Regions from separate parts of the Mus musculus genome. Here regions 1, 3 and 4 are each linked to region 2. The links are chromatin loops, found by intact Hi-C in ENCODE. Cell type or tissue: heart. All regions are shown on one strand. Links, peaks and the distances in the headings refer to the core of each region. The heading gives the core; the rest is flanking DNA. Region 1 overlaps Gm36019 (a long non-coding RNA gene). Region 2 holds the start of Gm35618 (a long non-coding RNA gene). Region 3 has its middle 7.7 kb from the start of Gm36267. Region 4 holds the start of 4930520P13Rik (RIKEN cDNA 4930520P13 gene).

Evidence for each region. Hi-C counts contacts between places; a loop is a spot of excess contacts. Peaks named below come from ENCODE experiments on the same cell type or tissue, not always from the same donor. Only the 100,000 strongest peaks of a DNase experiment are listed, where the experiment ranks them.
Region 1: a loop joins it to region 2, with 7 times the contacts of the local background. A loop is called at or near these places in 16 of 42 quality-filtered maps.
Region 3: it touches region 2 in a loop (12-fold over the local background); 27 of 42 quality-filtered maps call a loop at or near these places.
Region 4: it touches region 2 in a loop (5-fold over the local background); 6 of 42 quality-filtered maps call a loop at or near these places.

What each region holds. Positions count from the first base shown.
Region 1 is chr13:69,987,195-69,995,303 of GRCm38, reverse strand. It overlaps Gm36019 (a long non-coding RNA gene), which reads right to left. Exons shown (of 4, transcript XR_382628.3): 3 at 2,342-2,438; 4 at 1-746. Among named protein-coding and RNA genes, the nearest start is that of Gm36019, 7.7 kb to the right of the region's middle. In heart, for the core only: a CTCF peak has its summit at 3,867 (motif pointing right); no DNase peak of the experiment used is centred there.
Region 2 is chr13:69,692,199-69,700,307 of GRCm38, reverse strand. It overlaps Gm35618 (a long non-coding RNA gene), which reads left to right and starts at 2,525. Exons shown (of 4, transcript XR_001780995.2): 1 at 2,525-2,752; 2 at 3,454-3,560. Gm40993 (a long non-coding RNA gene) reads right to left here. Exons shown (of 3, transcript XR_873639.2): 2 at 7,191-7,357; 3 at 5,155-5,937. In heart, for the core only: a CTCF peak has its summit at 3,791 (motif pointing left); no DNase peak of the experiment used is centred there.
Region 3 is chr13:70,577,898-70,586,006 of GRCm38, reverse strand. No RefSeq gene overlaps it. Among named protein-coding and RNA genes, the nearest start is that of Gm36267, 7.7 kb to the right of the region's middle. In heart, for the core only: a CTCF peak has its summit at 3,261 (motif pointing right); no DNase peak of the experiment used is centred there.
Region 4 is chr13:70,229,897-70,238,005 of GRCm38, reverse strand. It overlaps 4930520P13Rik (RIKEN cDNA 4930520P13 gene), which reads right to left and starts at 5,184. Exons shown (of 4, transcript NR_036596.1): 1 at 5,085-5,184; 2 at 4,428-4,575. In heart, for the core only: a CTCF peak has its summit at 3,380 (motif pointing right); no DNase peak of the experiment used is centred there; H3K4me3 peaks cover 553 bases; H3K27me3 peaks cover 970 bases.

The DNA.
Region 1 (8,109 bases), core at 1,864-6,863, 290 kb before region 2:
GATAACACCAATCACCGAGACTCTACCTCATGTCTGTGTGACACCTAAACTTCTAAGGCACAACTTTTCATGTTTGACTCCATAAGCTTGGAGTCAGACAAAATATATTCAGTTCAACCTCAGGAGTCCCTATAGCTTTTAATAAGACCCAGCACTGTTCAAGACTACAAAATCCAAGTCTCGCCCAAGACGCAAAGCAACCTCCTAACTGAATTCCTGTAATATCTTCAACAAGTCATATGCTTCCTACATATAAATCATATATATAAGAGCACAAAGCAAACCATCCTATTTTAAAATAGGGAAACTTGAGCACTGTAAGCAATGAACAGATCAAAGCAAGTCCAAAGCTCAGCAAAGAGGAACCAAGCCTGGGGCTCCATGTCTGGCATCTTGGACTCATGATGAAACTGGTTAGGCTCTGAAGTGCTTAGGTAGCCCCCCATCTCTCAAGCTCTGCCAAGACTCACAGCATACATAGTCGTCTTCTTAAACCAGCTTCATTTCATGCCTGTAGCTTTCCTTAGTGGCTGCTCTCTAGTCTGGCATCTCCACCGTCATTGGATTTGGGCTTCATCTTTGCAACTTCACACAGTGACCTCTCAGGGTCTCTTCTCAGTGACTTTCTGGCCTCAGTTGCTCTCCAAAGCCATAAAACAAGACTCCAGGATCACCTCAATCTTGTATCCCTCATGCCTTCAAAACCAGTCAACCATGTGCTCACACTTTTTGTTCATGACACAGCTCTAAAAATAATGTAGATCTTGTTAGAACAACTAGAAGCCAAGAGTAATAACGCAATGACTTAAACTGGTGTGAGTGGAAGTGAGTAGACTTTATCCCTTGCTAAGGGGAGTCAGTAGCTGATTCTGAGGTTAAGCTGTTAGGCAATTGCTGTGCCCTTTGCTTGTCAAATGCTGCTGCTACCTGGAGATATAGCCAACCCACTCGGACCATGGCTGTATCTGCTGAACCTGGAGAAACACTTCTGGGTCGTTAATTTTGAGGGATGGGGAATATCTCCAATATTTATCACTCCAGCCCTCTTCTTTCAATAAGTTTGTATTTTCACAAGTTGAACCCTTTGATGGGTGGAGTCTCTCCCTCTGGGCAACTTATGTCCCTGTACGGAAGAGGATAGTTCTGTGTAACGGTCACAGACCCTTTTCTTGAAAGCTTCTTTGATTATTCAAAACCTTTTCTTCATCTACAAACTGCACACTTTAAAATACTATCTGTCCATTATCTGTAGATTCAACTCCACTAAGATTCTGAGGACACAGCCAGAATGCAGGTTGTTGGCCAGAATATCACATGAATGACCCTAACCCAGTTCCCGATGGAGTCCTTGATCCCCTCTGCATCCTAATGAGCCACGCCTCCGCTGTTCACATATCCCTTGGCTTCTTGACTTCCAAGCTCCCAACAGAATGGTCCATTAATTTCTACTTCCGGCTAAGGATTTTCTATCCCAAAGTACCAAACTCTTCTGGTTCAACCACAAAACAATTCCAAAGGCCTAAGGAACACATGCCCAGGGTTTGCAACCCCACCTCTTCCCTATGAGAGTTTCTGTCTCAATTATTTCCCGTCAAAATAATAATCCAATGCAACTTGGGGAAGGAAGAGTTTATCTTGGTTGTGAGTGCTAGCTTCCCATCCATCATTCCAGGGAGCCTGAGGCAGCTGGTCACACTGCATCTCAGTCAGGAGACAGAATGAGGGATACCTGCATTCCAATAGCATTCTCTTTTTGATGCAGTCTAGATCAAAGCCAAGGAATGTTACTGCTCACATTTACAATGGGTCTTCCATATAATCTTGCCTAACCTAGGGGTGGGCAAACACTACTAACTTATCACATAATATATATCAATAGAGGCTTCTCAATGCTAAGATTAGGAAAAAAAATGCTCTGTGACAGCGAGAGGGTCTGAGAGTTTTATGCTTTATGCTCATATTTTCTGTGCACGACACAGCCCTAAGAATATAGACCTTGTTAGGACAGCTGGAAGCCAAGACTGGTGTGAGTGAAGGTAAATAGGCTTTAGCCCTCGATAAGGGGAGTCAATAGTTGATTCTGAAGCTAGGTGGTCAGGCACTTGCTGTGCTCTTTGCTTGCGAAGCAGAGCAGTGCATGAGAAGAGGCACCGGGGTGGACTTTAAGAGCTTCCTGTGCACCTTGACCTATGACCTGGGTCTCAGTTCATTCTACTTGCCCCAGGGTTGTTTGCATTCACCTGACATCTGAGCATCTATGCATTCATTCACTTTCTCATTTACCCAGTCACCTACTCACCGCCAAGGGCACAGGGAGGGCCTCTGGGATCCAGCAGCTCACCTGTCTTGTTCTGTCTCTGGGTACAGCAGGGCCCAGGCTATGGTGTCATCCCCTAGGTAACTGGATGGAGAATATGGAGGCTCATTCAGGAGATGTCCTAGGGACATAGATACAGATAGACAATGTATACTGTACCAAATGCTGGCATAGAAACTCTGTGACAGGCAGAAAATGAGACAGTCAATTAGGCTGGACAAAGTAGGCTTAATGGAGACAAGGAACCAGGAGGATGGGGTGGGCTAGGCAGAGAAGCAAAATCAATAGTATGTGGTGTGTAAGCGTGTGTTTGTGCACGCCTTCCTCTGTGCCCTTGAAGACGCTCTCAAGGTCACACACAGCCAGATCCTGAGGGACATGCATCATCTGTAAGAGTTGTCTAGTGTCTGAGCCACTCAGAAATGATTAAGTTTCCCATTTTAATCTTAGCCCTGAGTACCTTTTAGAACCCATGTTGACATTCACACTGCATCACGTATTGTACTAGATGAATGAACATCTTCTGTTTTAATTACAAATAGAACCCCTAATTTGATAAGATCTCTACTGTAGGTAGATGCTATTTTTATGTTGCTACTGACTAAATTCCTAAATGATGGCAGTTACAGAAGTATTTTTAGTCGGCATACTCGGGAAAGCTGGGCAGCTGGGGGTGGGGTGGGGAATGGGGCTCTGTTCAGTCACCTGACTGGAGTTGGTGGATGCTGTGTGAAGAAGTTGCAGGGCTAATGTAGAGATGCCCGCGGGCCTCATACAGTCCTGTAAGAAGCAGCTGAAGGGAGTCCCAGCAGGTCCCTGTCGCCATGCAGCTTGCAGCACGGGGCTGACAGCAGCCTTTCCTCCTGGGACTGTAGTTAGCTGCTCCGGGAGACAGCAGGGTGAGGCTCGGATCATTCTCACATGGGCTCTGGTGTTTTTAATCAATGCTAAGACGCTTCCCGGAAACTGGCACTCATTACGCATCCCTCAGAATAAGGCATTTGGTTTTTTGCAGGTTTGTGCTGCCAAGGCTGTAAACTAGTGTTTCTGCCGTCTGCTGAGCGAGAACACCGTCTGTGTTTACGGTCAGACGCATAAAGGGTAAGCATGAAGGGCAGGTGGAAAGATCTCCACCAAGGAGCGCAGGCTCAGACACTGAGGGATAGCACACTGTAGCGTTGCGCTGTGGGGGCCCCCTCACCCACCTACCCTCGCTACCCCTGAGCTGCCAGCCTCCCCCAGGCACCACAGTCAAATCTGCCTCGCTGGCAAGTCTCCATGGGAACCCTGCTCCACTCTCTGAGGGCTCCCTGGGACTTAGTTCTTAACCCCCAACCCTCTGCAAAGATTTCTGTTTCCTACCCCTGAACCTCACCTCCTAGGGACTTAATCCCTGGGTCCTGTGTCAGTCGCTGCTGACACTTCATGCTCCTCTTCATAAAAGTCCAGCACTGCCCTGCACCTTACAGTTCAGAGCACCTGACTGTTTCCCTCCCACACACACCAGTGTGTCATCGCCCTAACTAGACTCTGCCGTGTGCTATCCCGACGTCCAACACCAGGGGGCGCAAATTAGAAAGCAGGATTCCCAATCTACCCTGGAACCTGAAACCTACTTACTATTACTAGATAAGGGCAAAACAACAGATCCTAAATCCCAGTCATGTAACAAGACAAAGACCAACTCCATACTATATGTAGTAATCTCAGTGGAGCCCATGATTAAGGGCCAGTTCCATAATGGTGCAGGCTAAATTGGGTTCTAATTTAAATTCATATTTGAAACACTGATCCTTGGGCACATCAGAATCTGACCAAATGTGCTACAATGGAAATAAAATTGAAGTGAGACTCTTTGGCTCCTCCATAATGCAACTGGACTTGTCTAAGAAGAGATAGAAGGTAACCAGACAGGAGCATGCAGAGAAAAGACCATGTGGAGAGGCATCAAGAAGACATTCTGGAAGAATCCAAACCTGCTAATAGCTTGGACACAGGAGACCTCTAGCCCCCTAAATAATCAGGCCAATTGCATAGGCTCCAAAGCTGTGGCATTGTGTCTTGGTAACCATAGCAAAGCAATGCACATGGTTTCACCTGTAAACTTGTACACCTAGGTGTCTACATATATCACTATATAGCCATATACCTACAACCAGTGTACCGACAGGCCTGCATGAATGCATACTTGAACACCTGCATGCCTGTGCCTGTGTGCTTACACACCTGCTCACATGTGTACCTGCTCATGTGCTTACCCTTGCACACCTGCTTGTCTGCATGGATGCACATCTGCATATTTGCATGCCTGTACTCCCATGCATTTTGAATGCCTGAGTGATTTCACATCTATCTGCCTGTGCAACCTTGTACCTGAGCATTTGTATACCCGCAAGCTGCATATCAGCATGCCTAACACACCTGAATGCCTGCCACTGGGTCTGCTTCTGCCCTCGGGGTACCCAGGCACCATTGGGCACTAGGCTGGATTGGAAGGAATGAAGCTTAGCTGGATGGGTGGGTTAGCAGGATCTCAGCCAGTAGTAGTACTGGAGAAATAGCCTTCTCCAGAAATGGTTTTCAGTGAAACACCTCACTTTATGGGGGGGGGGGGTCCAAGGCTTATATGAACCTTGGGAAGCAGGTATGTGTTTGGGGGATGAGTGTACATCATTGTCTGCGCTGAGGTGCTGGGAATGGTTCATTTGCATGAAAAGGAGTTCCAGGTGCTTGCTGGACATCTTCTAGGGAGAGAAGTTTAACTTGTAATTGGGCCACCGGGCTACATGATTATCTCAAGGATGGCAGAGGTGGTGGTAGTGGTGGTGGTGATGGGGATGGGGGTCATACAGGCTTATGCAGGCCCAGAGCAAGGAGGAAACAGCCCTGCTCCTGCTAGTCTCAGGATGAGATTATCAGGTTTGTACATATCTTGACCTCACTCTTGCTCTGGACTGGCCCCCCACCCCACAGTGGCACAGCTTTGCAGCCCCACAACTGTCTGCATACCTGCATATCTGTATTCAAGCTACCCTTGAATTCCTGCACACCTGTGTGTCTATATGCTTTTATAGATCTTCACCTACATATCTACACGCCTGAGTACCCGTATATCTATCTGCGTCTCTACCCATCTTCGCACGTATATGCTTGAACACCTGCACACCAGAGCACCTGCAGGCCTATATTACACACCTGCATGTATTAATCACCTGTAAGGCTCTCAGCCTAGTACTCCCTGAAGCAACTGCACTCTACCCACCACTGTTGCCATAATCCCCTCACAGCACCTGTGGCTCAGGTTCCACTTTGGCATCTGTAATGAAACTCTCTGCAGAGAGGCGGTGCTTCACAGTGCTCCACAGAAGGCTGCCATGAACACTAAGCTTGGTCTGTTAGGTGTCTAAATGGAAGGGGCATCTACCTCAGGTTTTGATGATTCAGGCTTCCTGTCTGAGAGCAGAACCCAACCTCTATGATCTTCTCCACCAGCACCAGGAAGTCATTACTTTAGGCTTCCTGACTCAGGACCAATGATTACATGAGACGGACTCTGGCTGAAATAGTAGACTCCTGAAATATCTAAGACGTGTTCCCAGCTATCTTCCTTATATTGTGATCTAAGTGAGTTAGGTTTAACATACATTTTTCTTTTTCTTTTTTGACTGGCTCTGGCTGTCCTGGAACTCAGGCTAGCCACAAACTCTGAGATTTGCATATACCACCACTGCCCAGCAGGCTTACAGGTTTACTATCCTTAATTATGTATTTTCCTATTTTAATGCTCTTAATATATTACAAATACGATTTAATTATAGTTGTTTTGAAAGGAATGCAGTGGTTTTTTCTTCCACAGTGATGATGTACATTTGTGCAACTTACACACAAACAGTTGCAAGCATGTACATGCACACACATACATGCTAACAAAAACTCCAGCATAGAAGCTCTTCTTGGGTGGTATCCACGTGGTTCTGTTCCAAAGATTACTCATATATAAAAACTGATTCCCAAATGGTTTGGAAATCCAAGAATCGACTTTCCAAATCCAAGAGTCAGATTTCTGTGGAGGTTTTTTTTGGGGGGGAGGTCCTTTCATTTTGCACCATCTAGATTGCTACAGTTATGGCAAACTTGGAGGGATCCCCAATCTGGGGGATGGGGAAGCATTCACAAGAGTTTCCTTCCTCTCCAGTCTCCTGATGGGTCAGTCTGAAGACATCCTCCATTCTAGCAGCCAGCAGCAGCACGAGGAGGAATGAGCAAGATCAACGAGTTCATATCTAAAATATGTTTCCAAGTCCCATGGTGAAGCATGGTGAATAAACACACTTTGTCCTGCACACTGTGGGTTGTCAGCAGAAGGATGGATGAAAAGGGACCAAGCTGTGCTCCCTTCCCTGGGATGTGGAGAGGGTTGGTGACAGCCACTCCCATGTGGGGTGGGTAGGAGGGGAGGGGGCAAGCCTTCCTAAAGCCTGCAAGCTGGAACTGCTGCTGTAGCCTCCTTGCTTCTGGCCAGACGCCAGTCCATTAAGGGCACAGACTCGAGATTTATTCCTATGCTTGCGTTATATCCACACATAAAATCTGGCCCTGAAACCACAGACCAGTGCCAAAATCTGTTTGTTCCTTTAAGTTTTTGTATTTATTTTAATTAAGTGCTAGCAGAATGCCATTTACAGTGGCATATTGAATACCTTTGTTAATTAACCACACCAAACCAGGGAGACAGGCTTCCTCCGCATTCTTTTAATTAACTGAAATATGAAATAGTTCAAGGACAAGTTAAGCGATGGTTTCTTTATAGATGGGAGAGGTGGGGGCGGGAGGTGGTAGAGAATATGTCCTTCACCAGCGATTAAGCAGAGTTTTGATAATTCACAGGTCTAGCTGGATATATCTGTTGTAGTCATTATCAGAAGTAAGAAAGATGAGCAGACGTAACACATTAAATATTTGGATTAAAAGAAGTCTTCATTCAATATGAAATACGGTAAAAAGCTTTAAGTAGCTTGAGTGGGCTTAATGTTGCTAATGATTCAGCCTCTTATGAATTAGAGAATCCAGACAGATGCCTGACATCCGAGGTTTGGTCCCAATGCCTCAGAGGTAGAATGAATTTTCAGGTTGCATATATTCTTTTCTCTGGGCTGCCATGGTTTTTTTGTTTCTCTATTGCCCATGCAAGCACCCCAACATGTGCCTTTGTAAAAGTCCATATTCCCTCCTGTGAAGCTGTTGAGACAGAGTAATTCTCCTGTGTATGTGGGATGCTGTTTCCCCCAAGCCCAAAGCAGCTATAAACCCATGTGGGTGCTGAAATGTTCCGCTCCTGGAGACAGTATTAAGCCTATCTTCAGCACCACAGTTAGCTCAGAGAACAGTGAGTTTGCATTGGCCAAAGAGCAGCAAGCCATTGAGAAACTCTGCCTTCCCCGCAGGAGAAAGGAGAAAGGCCAGACCCAAACACTACTGGCACACCATTTACTTCTTAAAGCCCTGGGTCACAGCCCCATTGAGAGTAGTCAGCTGCTGCGGCACAAAGGCGTCAAACCATTCACTTGCCAAAGGCACACACCCTGCAGAGGCTGCAAGGGGCACTTGTGCTTCCAGCAAAGGAAGGCTTGCTCAGGGGGCGGGGCATTTTGACTCCTGTTCTCGGCACTGCAGATAAACTCCTCCGTCACACACGTCACACGCTCTGCAGCTCTGAACCGCATTTTCCAGACACAAGCTGCCAAGTGAAATCCCTTCTATATTAAATTTTGCAGCCGTCCTAAGAAAGGGAG
Region 2 (8,109 bases), core at 1,360-6,359:
TAAACATTCATCATTTTGTGATGCAAGCTTTAGCTCCAGATCTTTCTGTTTCCATGCTCGTGCTATCTATTAAAACTGGACCTCATTGCTTTTGGGAGAAACAAGTCTATAAACCAGTGGAAACGACCCTGGGTTGCAAGAGAAAAAAAAAAAACCTTATAGTCATATAATTCTGATGGGTCCATCCACCGGCCTGAACTTGGGTTTTCATTGGATGCAATCTCTTAACGAAATGCATGCCACGTTGACACAAGGGTTGGAAAGACAGCACTTTTGAGACCAAAGTCTAGCATGTGAACTTGAAAGGCTCATCTCACTGCATCTGGTAAGTTCTCATGCAGTGACATGCTGTGAACAGAACATGATTAACAAGCACGGTAATTAAATGGTAACTATCCTGTAATTCCATTCCTTCGTTTACAGCCAATCCCATGCATTGAATCAGCCCTGAAGGCTCCCCATGGCATCAGTGTCCTCTCACACGTGGGACACATGAGAGTTTGAGAGGCAGCAATAAGAGTAACTCATAAGAAGAGGTAACCCTATCACAGACCACATCACTCAAGTTCTCGCCATTTGTCCAAGCCAGACACTCCCTCAACAGGAGACTTGGATTGAGAAAGTGAGGTCCATCCACAGCTGAGTGAAGGAGAGAAGTAGGCTGTGCCCATCCTCACCGAGACTGTGATCCATCTCCTCACTGCCCCCATGGTGCATGCTCATGGTTCCTGACTCTTCTCATCTTCAAGGATTTGTTCATAGGCCTCATCTCAGAGGAAGGACACAGCCCAACCCGACTGCCCAGCATACATGAGAAGCCGCCCTGTGTATAGAAATTACATGTCAGCATTTTAGCCGAGCCCTTCTGACAGTGTGAAGGGTTGTAGAGGAGTGAGCTCTGTGGGGACCGAGTTGTCATGTGCCAACTGTGTGAGTGTGGTCATGGCATCCCCTTGATGCTCTCTACAGAGAAGGTGTCAAGGCCAGAGAATCCATGGCTTGGCCTGGGTCAAAGCCAAGGCTGCCGTGCTGCAGCTTTGCACCACTTTGTGGTGCTTCTCATGAGACCTCTAGACAGTTCACATGGGCACACACAAGCACATACTTTTCTCCTAACATTCAATCAATACAGCAGCAGTCCTCCACGGTGTCTGGGAAACACCCAGGGAAATCTGCTCCACTCTAAAGCAGGAGGTATGTGGATGGAACCTCCTCAACTGCAGCTTTGGGAAGCCAATGTGAGGGGTTTGTAACCACAGTCTGTCCTTTCTTTCTTTTTTAATTTATTTACTTACTTACTTGTTCAAGATCTAGAGACATTATTTAGAGATTTACTATTATCTAGATTTATTATTATCATCTATTAACTATTATCCTTATCGAATACTATTATTACCTATCATTATTTATTATTATCTAGGGATTTGCCTACTTATTTTTACTATGTTCTGCCTCACTATTTTTACAGCCTTTGGTTCACACAGTATTAAGTATCATTAAACCCTCGGACTCATCTGACACGTGACTGATGAACTAGGAAAGGCAAAAAGTGTTGACACTTGGGAAAGCAATGAGTGAGGGATTTGCTTGCCTTTTGAGCAAACATGGGAGCTAAGTGTGCTGGTCAAACAGATGAAATTGGAGGGCTTCAAAGATCCAAGAGGAAACAAGATTGTAGTCAGGATTCCTACAATCTATTCAAAAGAAGAATGGACCCAGGGGCTGTTCTGGATGGTTTCATGTCAACCTGACCCTGGCTAAAGTCATCGAAGAGGAGGGAACTTCAATTTAAAAACTATCTCCATATGTTTAGGCTGTACATAGCCTGTAAGACATTTTCTTTTTTGTTGTTGTTGGTTTTTTTGTTTTGTTTTGTTTTGTTTTGTTTTGTTTTTCAAGACAGGGTTTCTCTTTATAGCCCTGGCTGTCCTGGAACTCACTTTGTAGACCAGGCTGGCCTTGAACTCAGAAATCTGCCTGCCTCTGCCTCCCGAGTGCTGGGATTAAAGGCGTGCGCCACCACGCACGGACATTTTCTTAATTAGTGATTAATAAGGGGTGGTCAAGTCCATTAGGGGTGGTGCCATCCCTGGGTGGGTGGTCCTGGGTTCTATAGAGGAAGCAGGCTGAACAAGTCATGAGGAGCAAGCCAGTAAGCAGCACCCTTCCATGGCCTCTGCATCAGCTTCTGCCTCCAGGTTCTGAGAGCTCCTGTCCTGACTTCCTTTGGTGATGAACACTGATGTAAAAGTGTAAGCCAAATAAACCCTTTCCTCCCCAACTTGCTTTTTGGTCATGGGATTTTGTCACAACAATAGTAACCCTAAGTAGCACAGGGGTCAAGCCTAACGGGTCTCCAAGGAGTGCATAATTAGAGGGAAAGCCCTTTGCCAATTCCCCTGAAGAGGTGGGATGGCCCCACTTGGTAGACCTGCAGCTGTTTTGTGTCTCTAGATCTTGGGCAATGGCTGGTAACGACCTGAGCTTGGCTGAGATCAGAGCTGCTGTAACCTTGTTGCTTGGTTTGATACTATATGACTTTACGTCACAAACAGTGTTGCTGTTTGGACAATGGTAGGATGGGGTGCTGGCTAAATGTCATAGGTTCCTGTGAACTTTTAAGCCAGCCCCATAATTCACTCTGACATTTTAGTGATCACTTTTCAAATGTCTTCCGAAGTAGCCCTCAGAAAAAATAGAATGTACACATTCAGACAATGTCGAGGAAGGAAGTATTTGTCACTGGAACGTGGTGAGTGCACCCGTCTATAAAGCTACCCCACCCTTGTGGGAAAAATAACGATTTTTGGGAAGCGAGCTTTTGAAACCGATAAACAAAATGTCTTCGCCAGGAACATCTGCTGCGCCCCTGGAGTTCTCTGCCTGGCGAGAGTTGAGATCTCCAGGGTTTCCCCGTGTGTCATCCTCTGAGATGCGTCAGTTAGGAGCAGTTTCTGCTCTGTCATGCCCTTCTGTGTTTTGACTTCACCATGACTTGCTAAATGAGAACTCTCAAGCATGTACGGGTCTGCTCCTTACAAATCGATACAATGTAACTGAACGAAATCTAATCAGGCATCCATGCTAGATGGAAGGGTTTTCCCCTTCCACTGCACTCTCATGTAAAGTTGTGTGGACATTTTTGCTGAAGAGCTTCATATAGTGTCTCAACATAATTGAAATATTGTGCTCAGCACTAGACGTAGCCTACAACAGCACTGAATTACACAGACCTAGGGCACAGCCATTCCAAAAGTGGCAATTTAAAAATATCTTAAGCATAATTTATTTAAAAGGCACTTCAGCTCTTTTTTTTTTTTTTACATTGGTATGTAAGTCAAGTCGGGGTCCTATTTTAAGCTCTTTAATGGAAGGGTTTCTCAGTCCTTAACAATATTCATAGTAGGTTGGGTTTTTTTTTTTCCCTAATAATGAGCTCTTTTTTCTTTTAAGCTCTGAAAGCATGGGTTTGGGATCAGCTGGGCATGCGCTGTGGAGTGGCACAACCTGCCTTCCCCTACTCTGCACAGATGTCGGTGAACGGAGCCTCTGACACCCAGGTTCGTGCTTTCCAAAACAAAAATTTGGCATGAGCGCCTTTTCTTGAGGACTCCTGTGACATAACGGGCAGTCTGTGGGAAGAGGGAAGCTCATTGCCTGATGTATATGGAAGGACTGGGTGCAGCCAAGGAGGTGCCAGTGATGGCTGTTGGAGTCAGGCTACTCTTCTTGCAGCAGTCTCAGTCTGAGGCATGAGAGACACAAATCAGCAAGCGCGGGCAGCGACCCCTAGTGGGTGGAAGGGTGGGCGGAGGATAAGCACGCAGTATCACACAGGTCAGATGTAGCTGTGTCTGAAAGTTGGCTGGTGTTAGCTGGCATCCCCGTGTCCAGAGACATCATTTTCTTGAAGCAAGTGTATGGAACCTGGACCCTGATAACAATTTCAGGTGTGTTTGGTGTCATTTTGGGGCAGGGAAATGATATAAATGTTCAGGAGCCGTCCTTGACTGACCCGATGTGTTGTATAAAGGAAGTCTGTTCTCACATCAGAGCACACGCCGCATCTTTCTAATAACAGGAAAAGTAGAAGGAAAATCAAGGCTACACTCAAGTTGTTTGCCAAGAGGAGGTAAACTGTGTTGCTGTTACTTTTTTCGGGGGAACAGATTATGTATGTGACATGCAGCAATGCTGGACAGAGGCCGCAGGGTGGCAACCTAGACAGTTCTGAATCAACTGTCTAGTTTTGAGACAGACCTCATTCTGTCCTCGGCTGCCTGACTGTAGCCTGGACTGGCTTTCACCTTACTGGCCATGGGATCCTGGGTAAAGAATAACTTTTAAAACCTATGTGTGGTCACCTACAAAAGGCTTTTTTAGTTATTTGGTGTGATTACTTCCTATAATTTTGACCGTCAAACTCAAGTATTCTAAGCGGCATGTGTGAGCATTTCCTTTTGTTTTCCTTTCCTGTTTTTGCTACTGCCTCAGACCCGTCTTTTTCTCACCTCCACGGACACCACAGAGGGGGAGCTGTGGGCACAGAAGCACACAGGCTTAGAGACAGGAACAGGATATTAAGTGTAATTGATTTTTCTAATCTGATTCTACTTAAACGTGGTCAATTACTTTCCCTTGTCACTAAAACGTTACATCGCGTCAATCCAAAAGCCACATCTGACTCTAACTTTAGGGGACATGCCAAGCTAAAAGTTTCCAAAGTTATACGCCTTTTCAAATAGCATCAGCAACTAGCAGTTCCCTCTTGGACCAAATACTATGTGATACACAGGTGCACGGATAACCTGTGTGGTTCCCATTAATGCTTCCATTATCAAGCAAAGCAATGGGTTGATTATGGTATTTTCATAATGTATATTCTCATATACTGTTCCTCTGGGCCACCCTGATTCCAGAGACTATCTTCTGGATTTAGCCTCTGAATTACATAATGGTGCTTTTCCATGAAATACTACTTTTCAGCATAGCATGCACTTCCCTGGTCCCTCTCCTCCTTCTCTGTGACACAGAATCTCTTGGAGACCTTGGAACTCACCTGCTGGGAGTCTTATGTCCTCTGCCACTTGTGTCCAGAGCCCTGGACATTTTGGCATCCAAGAACCAGACATCTCCATATCCGGATGTCAAAAATGGAGACCAGTTTGTCAAAATTTATTCTGTCATAGAAAGCAAAGCAAGCATTCAGCTTCTAATCTCCCTGTCAGTTGTGTGTTAAAAGAAGGCACTTGGAAGAGCCTTGGAGGTCACTGGGATAGGTCTGGTCAATGGTCACTGATGATTGTGTCTGCTCTCAGAAGGCCTCAGCTCCCAGCCAGCTTATCCACATTTCCATTCTGACTCAGGGAGACTTTCAAAGAAGCTGAATCTGATATCCCCTACCGAGAAAAGTTGAGGCCTCACTTCCAGAAGAGAATTATAACATAAAGTTAAATTCAGACTCTGAGGTCCTCACTGTAAAGCTGGGGGCAGGATATGGGGACCTGCTGACTCCGGTTACGCCATCATATATTATGAAAATATCCATGCAAGTACATACATAGGGTGCAGCTGAAAGGTGGGTGCGATCTTAGAACATGAAGAAAAGTATATGTATATCATACATAATTACATATGTAATATATAGAAGACATAGCCAATTCCTAACTCATACAACATGTACATTAATACCCAATTCACCTTCACAGATACAAAGTAACTCGTGATGAGATCATATTTGGTATACGCTGAACCCACAGTCACAGACACAGAGTAAACTGCCCTTGCAGCCTACAGGCACTGAAAAGGTAAATCCATGAACCAAGAGCTGCCAGGATGACTGAGCACCAAAGGCCGGTAAAGAGGCGTCCATGACTGCTGCCTTGTGTATCCAGAAGGGACTGGCTCTGTTGATATCTCAACTTCAGATTTCTGGCACTGAGAACACAAAGAACAAATTCCTTTATTTTTAACTGTAAAGTTCATATTAATGTATTATCACAGTGTTTATATGGTGAATGACGCCTCTCCCCTCAGTAAGGGGAGGAAGGAAAGGAGAGGAGAGGGAAGAAAGAAGGGGGAAAGAGAGGGGAGGGGAGGAGATGGGGAGAAAAGGATGGAGAGAAAAGAAGAGAAGAGAAAAGAAGGGGGAGGGAAAGAGAGGGGAGAAAAAGGAGAGGAGTGAAAAGGAAGAGAATTTCCTCTGCCCCAGAGGAATTCCCTCTGCGTCTTACTACAGTACTTCAGAACTGTCACTCATACTAGGATCTTGTCAGATAATGTCAATTCCCATAGCAGCCCTAGGCACTAACTGCCAGAGGGTATCAAGGGACCCACCTCACCAGCAAGGAATTTCAGTAATGGGAAAATACAGATTCGTGTACAGTGCCTTGGTCATAGTTACCACTGTGCCCTTGGTATCATGCTAGTTCCCTGAAGATGCTCTAACAAACACCACTAACTGGTTAAATTCAAACAGGAACTGGCTGGTTATATGGCTCAGTTGAACAAACTTTGCCTAGCACAAACAAGACCTTAGTTAAGTCCTCAACACACACACACACACACACACACACACACACACAAAGCAGACAGCTAAGTGCTGGGGAGGTAGCCTAGTAGGTATAGTATCTACTGCAGTAGCATAAAGACAAGAGCTCCCCAGCACCCATGTACAAAGCCAGCTCGGCCAGTGCACCTGAAACCCAGTACTGGAGAAGATGAGGATGAGGAAGATCCTGAAGCTCTCTGGCCAGCCAGTCTGATTAGAAGGGTGAGCTCCAGGTTTAAGAAGATACCCTGTCTCAGAAAATAAGGGAGGAATTAACAAAAGTAGACCCCCCCCCCCAAATTTGAGAGGACTCACCTAAATCAGATTAGTCTGTGGGAATTGTCGTCTTAGTCAGGGTTTCTATTCCTGGACAAAACATCATGACCAAGAAGCAGTTGGGGAGGAAAGGGTTAATTCAGCCCACACTTCCATGCTGCTGTTCATCACCAAGGAAGTCAGGACTGGAACTCAAGCAGGTCAGAAAGCAGGAGCTGATGCAGAGGCCATGGAGAGATGTTCTTTGCTGGCTTGCTTCCCCTGGCTTTCTCAGCCTGCTCTCTTATAGAACTAAGACTACCAGCCCAGAGATGGCACCACCCACAAGGGGACCTCCCCTCTTGATCACTAATTGAGAAAATACCTTACAGCTGGATCTCATGGAGGCATTTCCTCAACTGAAGCTCCTTTCTCTGTGATAACTCCAGCTGTGTCAAGTTCACACAAAACTGGCCAGTATTATCATCTTGGTTGTTAATGGATGTAGACAACTCAGCCCAGTGTAGGCAGCGCCATTCTCTATGCAGAGTCCTGAGCAATATGAGAGAAGAGAGAGCTGACTTTGAAGCACAAAGCAAGGATGCATTTGGTCTCTTTGGGTCTCATTTGCTCTCAGCTATGGGCTTGCTGTGACTGTCCTGCCTTGACTTCCTTGCAATGATGGATGTAACATGAAATTAAAGACTTTTCTCCCTGCGCTGATTTTTGTCACAGCAACAGAAGTGAAACTAGGACACCTGGCCTCTGGCTGCATCACTTCCACACCTGCCTGGTCATCACTAGCCTCCCCACCCACCTTCCTCAGTCCTAACACATTCTAAGCTTTGTTGCCAGCATGGAAATTTGTTCCCATGTCCACATCCTGGCTTCACCTGCAGAGCAAAGCACTCCCCTCTCTTCCTTCTCCTCCCTCTCCCTCCTCCCACTCTCCCTCCCTCCTCCTCCTTGCCTTTCCTCCTCCCTTTCCCCTCCCTCCCCCCTTGCCCTCTCTCCTCCCCCTTTCTCTCTGTCCTCCCACTCTCCCTCTCTCCTTCTCCTTGTCTTCCCTCCTCCCTCTCACTCCCTCCCCCTTGCCCTCCCTCCCCTTTGCCCTCCCTCCTCCCCTCACCCTCACCCTCCCTCCTCCTTGCCCTTTCTCCTCCCTCTTTCACTCCATCCTCCCACTCCCTCCTTCCCCCACTCCTCCCCTGCTCTGAAATGTGCAGATCATCCTCTCATTGGAGCACTGCCCATTCTTAGTTCTCACCAGCCTCCCATCTGCACTCCAGGATCCTACCTGGTTT
Region 3 (8,109 bases), core at 1,306-6,305, 890 kb before region 2:
CAAAAAAAAAAGAAGTGTTAGGACTAAAGAATGCACAAATCTCAAAACAAAGAAAATAGCATTCAAAGTTCAGTAATACTGCCTTTGCCGACCATGGGATATCTGAAGCAAATCAGGACAACACCACCAAAGGCAATAAGGTCAACAAAAGAAATGAAAAATCTAAACACCCCAAAAAGAAGTTTTTGATGCATACAGATAGAAAGGCTACCCTGTGTTCACAGGGTCCAAAAATCACTACTGTAAAAATCTCTGAAATCCGTTGCAATCTAGAACAAACAGGACATTCTATACAATTGTACAACCTCTAGTCTGAACTCTCTGTTCAGAGCCACAGAAACCTCCAAATAGGAAAGCAGTCTTGAGCATAAAGAACAATGCAGAAGGCATTGTGCTGCCTTAGCATAAAGCACTATCAAGCTGTGGTAGTCAACACATGATGGTACTAATGTGAAAACAGACTCACAGATCAATGAGAGAAATCTGCAATCAGACTCCCACATCTAAACCAGCTCAACATAGTTATGAAAGAGCACAGTGGGGAAAAGTCAACAGGTCGTGTTGGGAATGGGATATTTATGTTTACTAGTTAGAAAAATAAAACAGATGGAAAATCATAAAACAAACTAGTCAATGAAAACTAGAAAACACTTCAGGACACTGGAATAGATGGGTTTTGGGGAGATTGCTGGCTTTTTTTTTTCTTATCAGATCTCAAAAACATAGGCAAGCAAAACACAATAACTTATAATAGGGATCACATCAAAGTCAACTATGTAGCAATGACACAGCCTGAAGAAATGACCTACAGAATGGAAGGCCTCACCTACAAGTGCATCAATCCCGGCTAAATATGAAGAGCATGCAAGGAAGTAAGAAGGTGGCATCCAAGTAAAGAGTTTCTTTTCTCGTTGCTAAGATAAACACTAGATATGAAGCAACTTGGGAGAGGGGGGATATTTCTACGGCAATCCAAAGGGGCACCGTCCACTGTGGTGGGGAAGGCATAGCGGCAGGAGGGTGAAGTATCTGGCCACATTGCATGCACAACCAGTAAGCAAAGGTTGCTGAAGGCATATGATTAGCTCATAACTCCTTATTCATTCTGAGCCCCCAGCTCATGGAAATGGTGCCAACCGTACATAGAGTGGGTCTTAGCATCTCAGCTGACCTCATTAATCTATATCCCACATAGACACGCCTAGAGATCGGTCTCCATGGTGACTCTGAATCCCATCAAATGGACAATCAAGATTAATCATTACACCCATTAAAAATGGGCAAGCCGCCCAAACAGATGTCTCTCAGAAGGTGTGGGAATGTCTGATAGATACACGATAAAATGGTCACTACTAATCGCCAGAAAAATGTAGGTCAAAGTCAAAGGAAGCTGTCTCTCACTCCATCCCAATATATGTGTCTATTGCCAGTGAAACCGGATGATAGGGTAATGAGTGTGGCTTGAAATCAACATTCCGGTAAGGATGTTCTTAAAGCTTGAGACCATTCCTGGGGAATATGCCCCCCCTCCCCCAAATAAAAATGGAATCAGCCTATTGCAAAGACAGCTGCACCCTCTGGTCCACAGTTCCATTTACGGTGACCAGGAGCTACAAACAAGCCCAAGCATCCACCAGCTGATCAGCTGATGTGCAAAGAAACTATATGCATATGAGAGAATAGGATGTATGCTCAAAGAATCGTGTTGCTGTGACTGGATAAAACTGGATGTTGTGTTAAGTGAACTTAGGTGCAGAAAAACCAAGTTCCATGATGTCCTGTGGGGCATAGAAAAGCTGCTTATATAAGCTGAGAGTAAAGTGATGATGGGCAGAGAGGAGAGTCTGTGGGGTGCTGCTGCTCAGCACGTAACTGACTACCAATGATGACAGGGTATGTGTCTGACTTATCCCAAACATTGTACAGTTTACACTCACGCCACACTTTCTCATACATGGGGATACCTTAAAAATTAAATCTAAAATAGTAAGCAAACCCTCAAATTAGAATTGGGTCCAGCTGCTGGTACTTTGAAATGCAAACACATTCCTTATGAGATGCTAGGAGGCAAGTTTGCAGAAGAAGCAAGTGTTTGATGCTGGCTGCAGAGCCACCTCTGAGGTGGTTGCTGTGTATCCACTGCAGAATAGAGATGGTGAAGTGTGGCTTAAGCAAACAGTATCCACTCAGAATGTGCCCAACAGGCATGTCATAAATCTACTAAGGAAACCTATAGGGCCCTCCTTCCTGGCCCTTTCGTTTTGCATTTGTAGAGAATGGAGTTCAACCCTCATCACATCAGCCATGGTCCAGAGTCATATTTCTCTGTTTGTGACACTTGTTTGATAATGAGAAAAATAAAATTTCTGGGTCTTGCTATGATTTTGTGTAACTTTAAGTTTTATTATCCCTTTTAGGATTTTATATAGCACTTGCAGCCTCCCTCTCCTTCACCACCCCCAACACACAGTGCCTTATTCTCTGCATTTTAACTGGTGTGCGCCTCTCTAAGAGTCTCCGTTACTTCCTTAATTAACGGTGAGAGTGTCACTCACCTGGACAGATGCAGAACAGATAAAAGACATGTTGGCTTAGGAAGCAGCAATAGTGGCTCTCCTCTCAGCTCTGGCCTCTCCAGCTATGGGTTGGCTAGCTGCACAGAGCCAGGCATGGATGGATTCCTACCTATTGAGTGGGCCTTGGTCCAACTAGACAACTGTTCCCTCAGTTGATAACACCTGCAATGCAACCCCTAAACTTAAGTCTGGCAACTCACTTTTAAAGAGGAACCTTGGTGAGGCATGGGAAATTAAGCAAGATAAAAATCCAGAAAGCAATCCCTCTTTCACGTTTCCTCCAGCTCTTTACATGTGTATCCCCCTTTAAAGGCACATCCCTGTAAAGGCACACACCCTTTAAAGGCACACCCTCTTAAAAGCCTATCCCCTTTAAATGCGTACCCCCTTTAAAAGTATACCTCCTTTAAAGGCACTCAAGAAAACAAAAACAAAAGCAAAAAAAAAAAAACCAATCCATCTGGCAGTATTTCAGTTTTTCACAAGTTCTACGTCATGTCCTGTTCATTCAAACTCTACAGTATGGCTGAGCTCTTGCACAGAAAGGACTTTGTGTAGACATATAAAGACTTTGTGTAGACAGAACCCTCAAGACAGAGATCCCGGTGCCTGGCCACCCAAGGCTTTTATTTTCTTTAGTTTTGCATTGTTATTGGTAGTTCCTACAAGCCTTTTTAGTGGAAAATCTGCCTTGGCAACCTAGACTTCCCAGCAGGGGGCACTCTGCACCTTGGTCTGGAGGCCACCACTGAGAACACATTAGGAAACAAAAGGTCCTTCAGACAATCTACCTCCATTGTCGTCCTCCTTCCCCTATCTCTTATGCATCTGTTTGCTGTGTTGGGGGTCAAACCCAGAGCCTTTCCCATGTTAGGAAAGAGTCCACTGCTGTGGCCAGGTGTAGATGATGTGAAGAATTTCTTCAGAAGTAAAGCAGATATGACCAGGCCTCTAAGGATCCAGGGAGGGACCTCAGAGGTAGCATTGAGACTTTAGATGTCTCTTTAAGCATGGTTACAGTGTGGCTTCCTTGGAATTCTCACAGACAGTGGCTTGGATGGTTCAGGTGCAGAATGAGTTGGAGACAGGCCTCTGACCTCATGCTCGTATGTAGCAAAGTCGTAGCAAGACAGGTCAACCACAATAGTTTTTGAGACATAGTCCCACTCTGTAGCCCAGGCTGTGCTTGAAGTCACTGTGTAGTCCAGGTTGGTCTCCTACTCATTCCTTCTGTGCCTCCTCAGCGGACTAAGGGTATGAGCTGCCTCACAAGGCTGTCAATAGTCTTTAATAATTGTCATTCAAAACATCGTGTGAGCCTTAACACTCAGAAGGAATACAAAGTCCTGAAGGAATAGTCATTGTCCCATTGCACAGGGAGAGTCTGACATTGTGGCATCTCACAGAACTAGCAAGTATCCTACCAGAATGGGAAAGTTTAGGTTGCTTTGCTTTGCCTTAACTTTGGTTTGTGTCTGTTGACTGTGAGTGAGGGTGAGCCAGGGTCCGGTTCATACAGAGTATCACAGCACACCTCATTAACTATTGAAGTTGCTTCAGGCTGTAGTTCAATGACCCTCTCAACTTCGCTGCAGGAGAGAGAATGCAAACTCTCTTCTAACCAAGTAATACAACCCCTCTGTCTTCCTCAGGGCAGATTGTTGTCCTACACCTGCTTCTAGAGCCTGAGGCGTGAGCAGACTACAACTTGGTGGCAGCAGAGTCTCTTAAAAGGCACTTGCTGCAGAGCTCGCTTTCTGGGCCTCACAACCTGTTCACCAAAGGCAAGATGTGTTTCCAGGGCCCACATCTGGGCATTTCAGGTAACTGAACAAGGCTAGGCGAACAGGTGTGGAGAGGCTTGTGGCTTGCTTGGCAGCTGGCTCCTCCATCTTCTGGAGACAGAAAGATGCTATTTATTCTGCCCAGGTAAGTGGATTTGGGCTGACCACAGGAAGCAAATTGGTTCCATAAAGACAAGAGCATGGTCTGTTTGCTTGTCTTAGGTCCTGCACACAGCCCAGCTGTGTGAAACATCACTGTAGCATATGAGCTAGAGGAGTGAGAGACGGGACACAGACAATGTCTGTCTGTCAATACAGAAATCACCCTTTTGATGCATTCTGCTCAGAACCCCACCATGTGTGCCACTCCTGAGGTGTGTCCTTCCCCTACAGAAGATGACTTCCATCTCAAAATAGATGATACCTCATCTCGCAGGATCCCTGTGTAATTTCAGAAGTGAGTCAGCACGTTGCTTCTAAATTAACTCAGTCTCACACAGATTTAGTCAATCAAAGATTCACTCACAAGATCCCAAGCAATAGTTAAATAACAATGTCTAGTCATCTGAGATAATTATTTCTTCTCAGTAATTAGTTTCAAATTAGAAATCAAGGTGGAGATTTTTATTGTTTGAATTATTTGAAGTTGAATGTGGATAATAGAGTTTGTAGAAATGATACATTTTTTAAATTTAGTCTTACTTTTCTAGCAACGTGACTCATTGGTGGAGATTGGCCTGGCATTCATTCACAAGGCCCAGGGCATGTCCTCAGCACTGCTAAAGAGATAGATAGGTAAATAATAGCCATCTGCATTCATCTTAACACTTACAGATCCTTCAATACAGATTGCGTAGAAATCATGTCAACACTTCATTTTTCTCCCGCTGTGATGGAGGAGTGGCCTGAAAATGGACTAGCACTGCCCCTTCTGTTCTGCACAGCAGACCTGGTGATGGAGAGGCTCCTCAGCTAACACGTTGGGCCTCATCTCTTACCCTGAGTCTGAATGTGCACAGTTAACATGGCCATGTGGTGGTATGAACAACATGGTTGACAGCAGGACTGACAGGCAGAGGAGGAGGGATTCCCACCGAGATTCCATGCAACACTGAGTACCAGATGGTAATTGTGCCCTGCATAGGTGAACTGGCAGAAAGTAAAGGAGTTTCTTAGAGGTGAGAAAGGACAGGGAAGGGGTGACCACAGAGGGAGTGCTGGAGCTAGAACAGGTTGCTCTTGTGGGGAAAGAGCTGGGGAGCTGGGCAAGCAGCTGCTCTGCTCACTGGTTGGCATCGTTGGCCCAGCGGCAGCTGGATGTGGTGGTGGTACAGGCTGGTAATTCTACAACTCGGAGGGCACGGAGAAAGACTGGGAATTCAGGGCCTTCCTGGGAGACCTTGTACCACAAAAAAAAAAAGGGAGAAAGGATTGTTATAGACAAACTTTCAAGGATCATGGCTTCACATACCTACAAATGTGAAAACATGAGAAGCCCGAGAAAATGCCCAGGACAACCAACAGAAACGACTGTGTATGGGGTCAAGAGACTGCATTTGTTATGTTTATGTATCAGGCTCAGAATACAAAGCAGCAGGGATCTCAGTGTGTTTAGAGGTTAATACGGGCATGAGGAGGAGAGCGTGCCAGAAGGAGAGATTATAAAAATTTTAAGAAGCTTGAAGGACAATATGAAGCTCCTAGAAACACAAAGACATGCTTCAAATTATAAGGCTAAAATGCAGTATAAAAAAATAACCACACACACACTAGTGCTCTCACAGACACACTACTAAAACATGCCTCACACACATACACACCACATACACACAGGCAGGGACACACACACACACTTGACTTAAATGTCACAAAATCATGTGTTTTTTTTATGTGAATGTTAGGGCTTGTGTGGAAAAAAAAAAATGAACTCCAGTCTAGAAATGGGGCAGTTTCTTCTGATGCCCAGAGCTACACTCACTCTTGTAGGAGCAATAGAGAAGTCTTCTGTGTGCAAGGGCAAGGGGACTTGATGTGAACTTAAGCAAACATAATTATAGCACAGGTTATAATTCTAGGGAATCCCTCAAATGGCTAGCCCTCTCCTCAGTCCTCATCTCAAGTCCAGGATGCCAAAGACTAGATAAGATTGAGAGCCCCCAATTCTACAACTTCTCACTAAAGCAGGTCAGGAGGGTGCATGCTGAGGACAAAGGCCATTGGTACCCTGAGCACAAATGGACCCAAGAGCCTTCTGCCTGGGAGCAACAGACTTGCCTGAGGTTGCAGGTGGGCACACAGAGCAAGCTCCCCACAGAGGCCCAGAGGGGAAGCGCAGGCTTCACCCCCCCCCCCCCCCCGTCCTGTGCACCACAGTGAGATGTCTCCTGACCTGGCAGCTGGTGATTTCAGTAACTGGAAGAAAAAAATGTTAATTCTGCAAGTGCTGAGAAACTAAGTATTCCAAAGTGGGAAATGCTGAGCCAGCTTACACAGTGTGTGAAGGTGGCTCCCTATTCCGTCCTGCGGGATTCAGTTATTCGTGGGTGCGAGGGGGACTGCAAACCTGAAGAAAATGAGATTGGAAGAGAAAAGAGAAGCGAAGACCAAGTAGAGTGTTACCTATCAAGGTCTCCGTTTATTAGGCTGAAATGCTGGGTTTTAAAGCATACATCGAGGGGAATAGGGAGGGGTTGAGGGGGAATTAACAAAGAACAAAGAAGTGGGCATCAGGGGCCAAAGTCAGGCGACAGGCGGTGGGCACTCTGCATCTTATCTCCAGAACATAGATCCTCCTTAACAGCCTTGGGGTGTCAGGCCGGGCTCAGATGTAACTCATGTCCTTGGAAGTCATGAGAGTCAGGAAGAGATAGGGAAGAGGGGACTATAATTCAGCTTTTACAGCCTCAGGTGCCAGGAAGGGAACAGGGAGGAGGGAGTGACAACCGGCTCCTAGCACGAGACTATTTGGCTTGTCAGGGTGGGAGATTGTGAAGGGCTCGCTTTCTCATGGTATGGTCTCTAACAGCTCCCTAGAGAAGCAAATATTTGTCCAAAAGCTCAGACCCAGCTGGACTACAGATCAGGATTAATTAAAGTAAAACTTCCTTCAGCAGCCAAGTTCTGATGTCTCAGGAGACAACAGTGGCTAGCCGAAGCAGTCTCTGTGGCCCATGAGTTGGAATTGTTTGGTAAATGTTCCTACAATATCCAGGACTAGATGACATGATCTACTGAATAATGTCTAGCGTGTCCAAGGACATGTGAGACCTCAGCAATGCGCCATGAAATGGGACATGTGTCGTTAGAAGTGAAGAGTCTGCGGGCTGCAGAAGGAACTGACTCAGCAGATTAGCCTAGGAACTCTAGGGCTGGCTAATGAGTGTGTTCCTGCTTTTCGGTTCTGTGAGCAAATCCCTGACAAGGAACAAATTAAGGGAGGAAGGGTTTATTTTGGATCTCGGGACAGAGTCCATCATGCCAGGGAAAGCAGGGAGGTTGGAGTGGCCCTTGGCTGTCATGGAGGAAGCATGAGGGAGGCTGCTTGTTCACATAATAATTCACATCTGTGTGAATTAGAAAGCAGAGAGATGGCTCTGGTTCTCAGCTGTCCGGCCCACCCCCTTTTATTCAGTACAAGCACCAAAAGCCATGGGATGCTGTGCACCTACTGAACCCCGCACAGACACAGTGGAGTCAAGCCTTGTTCATGCCCTAGGCATTTATCAGCCCACTCAGTCATGATGTCTCAC
Region 4 (8,109 bases), core at 1,274-6,273, 540 kb before region 2:
GCATACTTCCTAGTCCACAGAAGACACTGAGGTATGGGTTATAGAGGACAGGCATCTCATACTCTCTGTCCTTGCGATTCAATTCCCCACCCCTCCTGCACACCCAACTCTGTACACCAGGAAGATTGAGCTGTACTCAGTCTGCAACCAAGGCAAGAGGCACACACGAGGGAAGCAGTGGGTCAGGCACTCCTGAGATGTCCCACGGGACCAGCAAGGGAAGCATGGTCACACTGTAATAGGTCTTGGAAGCCAATGTCAAGGTTGGACTTGGCTCATCCAATATATCTCCATTGTGGAGGTGAGCTACAGCATCAGGAACATGATTGCACTAGGGAGCCGAGGAGTAACTGACAGGCCTTGCAGCTCACAGAAGCAGCATTGGTTTCTGTAGCCCTCACCCTGCATACTGAAAAAGGGATAGAGGTATTGAATTGTGGGAGTCGTAATTGGATCGGATATTATATTTCCAGTGTGTTTTATTTATGAAGACAGGAAGTCCACAGTGACAGGAATAGAAAATAATTACTACAGGACAGAGAGAAAGTGGTTCGAGAGTTCTATGCTGGCTGGTTTTAACTGCCAACTCGACACAACCCAGCATTACCAGGGAAGAGAGTCTCAGTGAAGAATTTTCTAGACCAGGTTAGCCAGTGGGCGTGTCTGTGGGGAACAGTCTTGGTTGTTAGTTGAGATAGGAAGACCCAGACCAGTGAGGGTGGTGCTAGTTTTAAAGTTAGGCCTTAAATTGTATAAGGGTTAAGAAAGTCACAAGGAAGGATACATTTATTATCTTTGATTATGGATATGATGTGACTGACTACTTGAGTTTCTGCCCTCACTTCCCCTAAATGACCCACGGTAGCTTAGAATCTTAAGTCAAATAAACCGTATCTTCCCATGGGTTCCCTCCTAGAGGGGTTTCTGTGGTAGTTTGAAAGAGAATGTGTCCCGTGGGCTCTGACATTTGAACACATTTGTCTCCCCGTTGGTGCTAGGCTTGTGAATAGTTAACTCTTGACATTCACTCACTGTCAACCTTGACTCTGTCTTCACATCCCCAGAGACTTGCTCCACTGTATAGCACAAAAGATAAAACAACCTGTGTCCGTTGGTTCAGGAAATGATAACTTTGTCTTTTTTTTTTCTCACAATCAAGACTGATACAAGAGATTACAGGTGAGTTTCCCCCAAAGACAGCACACCCTCCTGGAAGCTGACCCATGAGTATGGGATTATGAAGGGGCAGAGAACATCACCAAAAACAGTCAAGACTGACAGAAATATAAAATGGAGGGAGAATGCCAGCTTACTCTCTTGCAAAGGTCCCCAGAGGACACCAAGTCAATACGCCAGATTCCCTTCCTCTGGTTTGATTTTCCTTCTCATTCGGTGATAATTGTCAGACAGGTCTAAGTTGAAATTGGACGAGGAATCCATAATACGTTCTGCCTTGATTTTTTTTTCTTATTAGCTAAAACTTGCTCCTCTCCCTTAACCATGATGATAGAGTGACATTTTAAAACTGTGTGGTACCTGTCATTTGAAGTGTATGGCCTTAGAAAAACATGAGGGGATGGCCAAAAGGACGCCATGCTTCTAGGGCTGATGTGCGCTGCAGTTGCTGCCTGCCCCACAGGCAGTCCTGCTAGCCCAGATGTGCCTAGCTGTGTCAGTAGAGGCTCCCTTGGCTACCCAAACCCTGATCTGCGCAGGGCTGACAGAGCTGGACAAGTGTTCTTCGTGTCTGGATACTAAGTGGAACCAGGAGGCAGATGGGGGAAATACCAGTCTCTCCACTTGATGGATGCTTGCTTAGGGCCACAGGCTGGTGTGACTCTGGATCCCATTCTTAGCAAACAGGTATGACTGGGAGCTACTACCATTGCTCTATCCCAGGTAATCTCAAATGTGGCTCAGAGTTTGGGCCAGCCTCTTCTCAGGGTTTATTCTCACTGAATGTGGTTGTATAAAATGGCCTCATGGGCTCATACATTTGAATGTGTAGTCATGCTTTGTTTGAAAGGATTAAGAGATATGGCTTTTGGAGGAAATGTTTCACTGGACTTAGGCTTTGAGGCTTCAAAGACCCACGTAAGGCTCACAGTAAGATCTCCTTCCCTGCCTTTAGATGTAGCTTTCAGCTCCTTCTCCTGCACCATGTCTGCCTGGATGCTGTCATGGTCCCCACTATGATAACAATGGGCTAAAGCCTCTGAACCTCCTGTCAGCCAGCCTCCAATTGAATGCTTTCTTTTATAAGAGTTACCATGGTCATCACATCTCTCGCAGCAATAGAATATTGATTAAGACATTGTCTTTCCTGAAACCCCAAGGAAGCACTGTTTTTCCATTCTGGAGCATCCAGTGGTCAAAACCATGCTTTACTTTACCCGCATGGCTATGGTTGTTCTTCTCCCATACTTGGGAACGTCTGGGGAGTCCATGTCTCCCTTCGTCACCTTCTCACTTCACTATCCTTGTCTACAAGGTGCCACTCATATTGCTTCTGACAATTGTTGAAGTCCAGATTTATAGTCAGCAAAGAACTTTTGAGTCTAGTATCCTATGGTAGGAAAAGCCAACACTGTCTCCCCCAGGAAGGTTATCTGAACTGGGTATTCATGGACAGAATCACAAGTAATGGGTCTAACTATCAGTTCAGTGTTCAGGGTTCCCTGACTATAGATAAAGATAAAATCCAAGGACTGGCCTAGCTCATAGGTGGATGAGTGCTGTGGAAGAGAATACTCCATAGCTAGCAACACCCCCTTCCCCTCATCAAAGAGTGAGGTACAAGTACTCTTCAACTGTGGGTACCAGTCCAGGCAAGCAGCAGGATAGACCTTGCATGGCTCTGAAGATCTGCAGACTGGGTCTGAGGAGGTTGCTGGAGAGAAGAGTTCCATTGTGCTGAGATCTCACTATGGTCATAGGGAAGTGATGTTTTGTGTGGTTTCTGCTTTCTACTGGACTGGAAGTGCCAGTCTCAGGAATGGAGCATGTATAGGCTTGGTAGTCTGTGATCTCCAGGCAGGAGTCTGAGGATCTGTGGGTATCAGTGTTTAGTCTTTGGCTCCCTATTCCATGTACACGTTAACCCTTCAGCACCCACTCCCTTGGCTTTCTTCGGGCCATGACATCTAGGCTCAGGGACCATCAGCTACAGCCATAGGAAAAGAATCCTTAACATGTAGGAGTTCTGAATAGACTATTTTCAGAAGCCCTCCAGGATTGCTCGTGGCAGCAACTGAACGGACAGAATGCAAAGACACCCAATTAAACACCACCTCCCCAGACATTTGCCCAGCAGTGTTCAGGCTCTCTGCAGGAATCCTGTGGGTCCCTCAAGCACAGAGCGCAGCACCGGTTCCAACCAGTAGAGGGAGAGCGAGAGCGCAGAGATCTGTCGAGGCTCTGGCTGTGTGTGTCACTGCACTGTGTGTGTCATGGCGCTGGTGGCATCTGCCAGCCGTTTGCCGTCAGAATTGGCTTTAGCCTGTGCCAATCAGTGCTGTGCCGTGGGCACCTTCCCTGGACCCGAGTCAGCCCAGACCGTTCCTCATAAGAAGCACTAATTGGCATGCAAATAGCAGGCCTGCCTTTCCTCTGCCCAGCTCAACTTCCCAGGGAGTCCGGGACCTGCCCAGGCTGCATTTACAGACCTGGTCAAACCCCCACCTGAGTAGGATACCCAGTCCTTAATGATGTTTGGGTAGGCTAACGACGAGTATCAAATCTGCCCAGGGTGCATCTGAAGGCCTGGTCAAACCCCGCTTGCCTGGGAGAGCCAGGCCTGAAGATACTTGAAAGGAGTCCCAATGCATCCAGCCTGACAGCTTCCTCCTGGGCACCGGAAAGGAGAGAAATTTGGAGTCTGAAGGGTCATTCTGGTATGGTGGGCACACAGCCAGTGTCCTGACAGGACCTCCTCCCCCTAACTGGGTCCCTGCTGTGCTTTTGTTTCACTCGCAATTTTCCAATCCCTAGAATCGAATCCTAACCCAAGCAGATCCATATCCCTGCCCCGACCCACCGCCATTCTAGCTGTTCTTAGCAATAAGTGTGTCACCAGGAGCAAACTAGCCTGTCAGGCAGGTCAAAGGCACACAGGGCAACCAGGACTCTCTCTTGTCTCTTGGTTCCTTGAGGTAAAGCAGAATGGAAGGACATTTCTTTGTTCTTTAAATCTGACAAAACAGCAACAGGAAGAAATATTCTGGGGGAATTTCTTATATTTTTCCCCCTTGAACTATAGACAGTTATTCAGCCCCACATTAGCTTTTAACTGTGATTCATAAAGTAATAGTGGAATCATTAGTGCAAGAAGCCATTTTTCATGCTAAAAGTCTGTTCTTTATCAGCTTTCTCCTTACACTGTGCCATAGCCGTTTGCTTCTGGAAGGAGACAGACAGGACACACAAACCTTAGTGTGGCCCGATGGGTGGTGAGCTGAGACCTTTTGAGGAGAATGTCCTTGCTCTGCAGTATCCAGCATGCATCGGCTGTGCCTGTCATTGACATCTTGTGTGAAAGGACGCCTCTGAGTTCTCCACAGAGAATTATGGAAGGTTCTAGAGAATGACATATATACAGCAAGCCACAAGGGCCAAATGTCCGTAAATTAATTTCATCTGTAACCTTGCTTGTCTGAAGTCCACAGTGCCATTCTGTACCTTCCTAACTAGGGCAGTCTGTGGACTCTGTAAGGACACTCACTCCCCAAAAGACAGGACAGAATCCTCAGCACGGGTCTGCAGCTTGCCCTTCCTGCCTAGTAGGATTTAAAACTCCACCCTCCCTTCTCCGTGTGTTGCCTCTGAGCTTACTGATGATCCCAGGGTAATTCACATCAATCCCCAGACTGGAAAGAGAGGGTGGGTAGGTAAGATGGGGCTGCTGCGTCATGAAAGTAGAGAGTTCTCAGCCATTCTCACCTGTCTGTTCCCATCTATTAAAATGGCTGCTAATTAATCTCTCCTCAAGCCCCAATCTCTGTCCCTGTCTCTCTCCCCTTCTCCCCTCTACCTGTGGGCGGGGGGCAGTGGGGGGGGGATGGAGTGTCCAGGAGTCGGGAATGGACCTTGAAAGGCAGCCTGTTTTGGTTGAGCAAGGCGTGCTCCAAAGATCCAGTAGAAAACTCTACAAGGGACGGAACAGTGAGCCACGTTCCCAAGACAGATGCCCGACACCACAGAGCCCCCAAATCCATACTTCTGTGACTGTAAGTCACACAAAGCCCCAAGCTTCTGGCATTCTGGCTAGACTCCACCTCCACAGTTACCTAACAATAGCCAGGTATGCTCCTCCCCACAATCACCTGGCAGCAGCAAGGTAGCCCAGCCAACTATAAAAGGAGCTTCGCCCCTCCTCTCTCTCTTTAGCTCTCACCTGTCTTACTCTCATCTCTAGCCCTCCTTCTCTCTTTCCCTTCCTCCCTTCTCTCCATGTGGCCATGACCGGCCTCTCTCTTTTATCTTCTCTCTTTTCTCTGCCTTTCTACAATAAAACTTTAAAACCATAGACTGTCTCCGCTCATCAAGGCCCGCTTGAATGATGGAATAGGCTTTCACCTAAAGAGCTGCGTCTAACCTCCCGCCAGAAGGCCTTCTCTGCCCTCTGCTCTTTTCTGCCCCGGGGAATGACCAGCCACCCCCAGGGCCCCCACTTTGTTCTCAGCTCTTCCTCGGCATCCAATGGCCTCTGGGATGCCCGAGACTGAGAACCTGTTATCTCTGGTCTCTATGAGGCCCAGGGACTTCGGACTGCCCCTGTCCACCCTCTGCGGGCTGGGGTTTGTGGCTTCCCACAGCCAGACACCCACCTGGGGCTGTGTGGAAAGCCTGCGGCAGTCCTCAGAGTCTCCTCCCAGAGCTCCGGAACCCTGGCAGAACTCTGGTAGGATGCGGGGGTTTTCTCCCACTCCCTTTATTCCCCCACTTCCGCTGCCCTATGTGTGTGTGTGTGTGTGTGTGTGTGTGTGTGTGTGTGTGTGTGTGCCCCTCTCTTATTGTACTTTATTCTTTCAAGTTCCATTTGACTACTTGAAATGGAATTGAGACCTTTATTTAAAGTTTAAAGCTACCACTTACTGCAGACCCCAACCACTCTTCACTAGACTCACCAATCCTTTAAATTTAGGAGTTGTGTTTTCTGGAAATGCCTGGCTGGCCTGGGGAATATTGCAGAGGCATGATCTTGTCTCTGAGTCCTGGACAGGAGGAAAGAACATATCTGAGGACTGTTTCATAATTTAATGAAGTGATTAATCATTTAAAATTTTCTTTCCACAACACCCCTCAATTTAGTCAAAAGTATTGGGGTATATGCCTACTGTCTCTGTTCCCTGGGGCCCTCCTCAATCTATCACCAATGCAATATTTTATAACTGCCCCAACCCTAGTCCTTACCATGGCACTATATAGATTCCACCTTTTATAGCTGCGTTCCTAATAAACGTAAGCCATGAGATTTTGCCCTATCTACTTTCAGCTCGTCAGTCTACTGGGCTTTATGACTGGAGTGGGTCTCAGCTCCTAAATATGCATGTGCTGTAGCTCAGGCTCGCAGGCGTAACATTGGTGGTCATTCTATCAGGTCAACTAATAGACCACTTATCCCACGGATGCTGATTTGTAGCCAAGTACACGTATTATTACTTCTACCGAGATGACCCCAGCCACAACGTGATTTATCTCTCCACTAGCAGACGCCAGCAGGGCACCGTTTGATCTAACAGAATTAACACCACCCTACATTGAATATACTGCAGGACCATTTGCTCTATCTTTACGGCAAAGCACATCAATTAATGTAGTCAGTGCCCTAACACCCACACCACCCCTAGGAATATTGCATGATGCCCTCCATCCAGAAATGTTTGCAATTTTATAGTTAGAACTTTTTTTCTTACCACTACAGTTTTATAAACTTGAGCATCTTGCCCTTAATTTTGATATAACCAACTAGTACATTTATTATGAAATAACTAACTTTCTGTATGGGGCCAATTTCCATCTCTATTTTTATATCAACTCTCCTTTATGCATAAACCATGTCTAGTAAAGGTTGGTGTGATACAGAAAACAATAGATGTGTAATCCATTTTATTTCTAGACTTATAGGAACCCAGTCTTTGGAACTCAAAAACTCCCTCCCCACCTATTATGCCTTATTCTATAATAAGGTCATGATATACACCACTGGGCACAAACCCCTGACCATTTGCTACAGTGTCCCTATATTAATAATCCTGAAATCTGTGCTGTCAGTTTAACAGTCATTACATCGAGCTCACTCATTATATTCAGTCCACACTTACTATTTACATGACCAGACTGGAAATAAGCACACATCCAAGTGTCCTAATTTTTATTAACAAACCATGATCTCTGAAGCAGAAGATGAATTTTTTAATGCAACTGCCTAAGTAATTCATGGGCAAGCCACTTCTAGATCTTTAATGTGTGGTAGTGACTACAGTGAAGAATTAGTGTACAATGCCATGCTATTAGCAAAACCAGGTACCCCTAGCCAAGGAGCTGTTTTTGATGGCTGCTGGGGGAGAGAATATCAGTTCTCCCCGTTGATGGGTCACTCAGAGATTACCCATGCTCCTGCAGATGGTCCTACATTCCTGTGCATACAGGCAGTACTACATTCCTGTGCATACAGTACTACATTCCTGTGCATACAGTACTTCATTCCTGTGCATACAGACAGTACTACATTTCTGTGCATAAAGTACTACATTCCTGTGCATACAGGCAGTACTACATTCCTGTGCAGTACTGAGTAGATTAGTGGGTTTAAAAACAGAACAGGTGAAGTTGTGGAGGGAAACTGGAGGAAGTAATTTTAGAGTAGGGAATTGTGGGTTGGTTCTTCCGAGGCACATTATACGCAGGCACTACCTGACATTCTCAAACAATGAAAGGGGGAGACACTGAATCTTAACTCCAGCTCACCTCTGAATACCAGGAACAACTCAAAGCATTTCTTTCCCTAATGTTTGCAATGTGTTTCAAATCGACCCCTGAAATATCCCCACCTTCAGTTTGTTTTTTTCCGGATATCTCATGTATTCTAGCAGGAGGGTAGGGTGGACT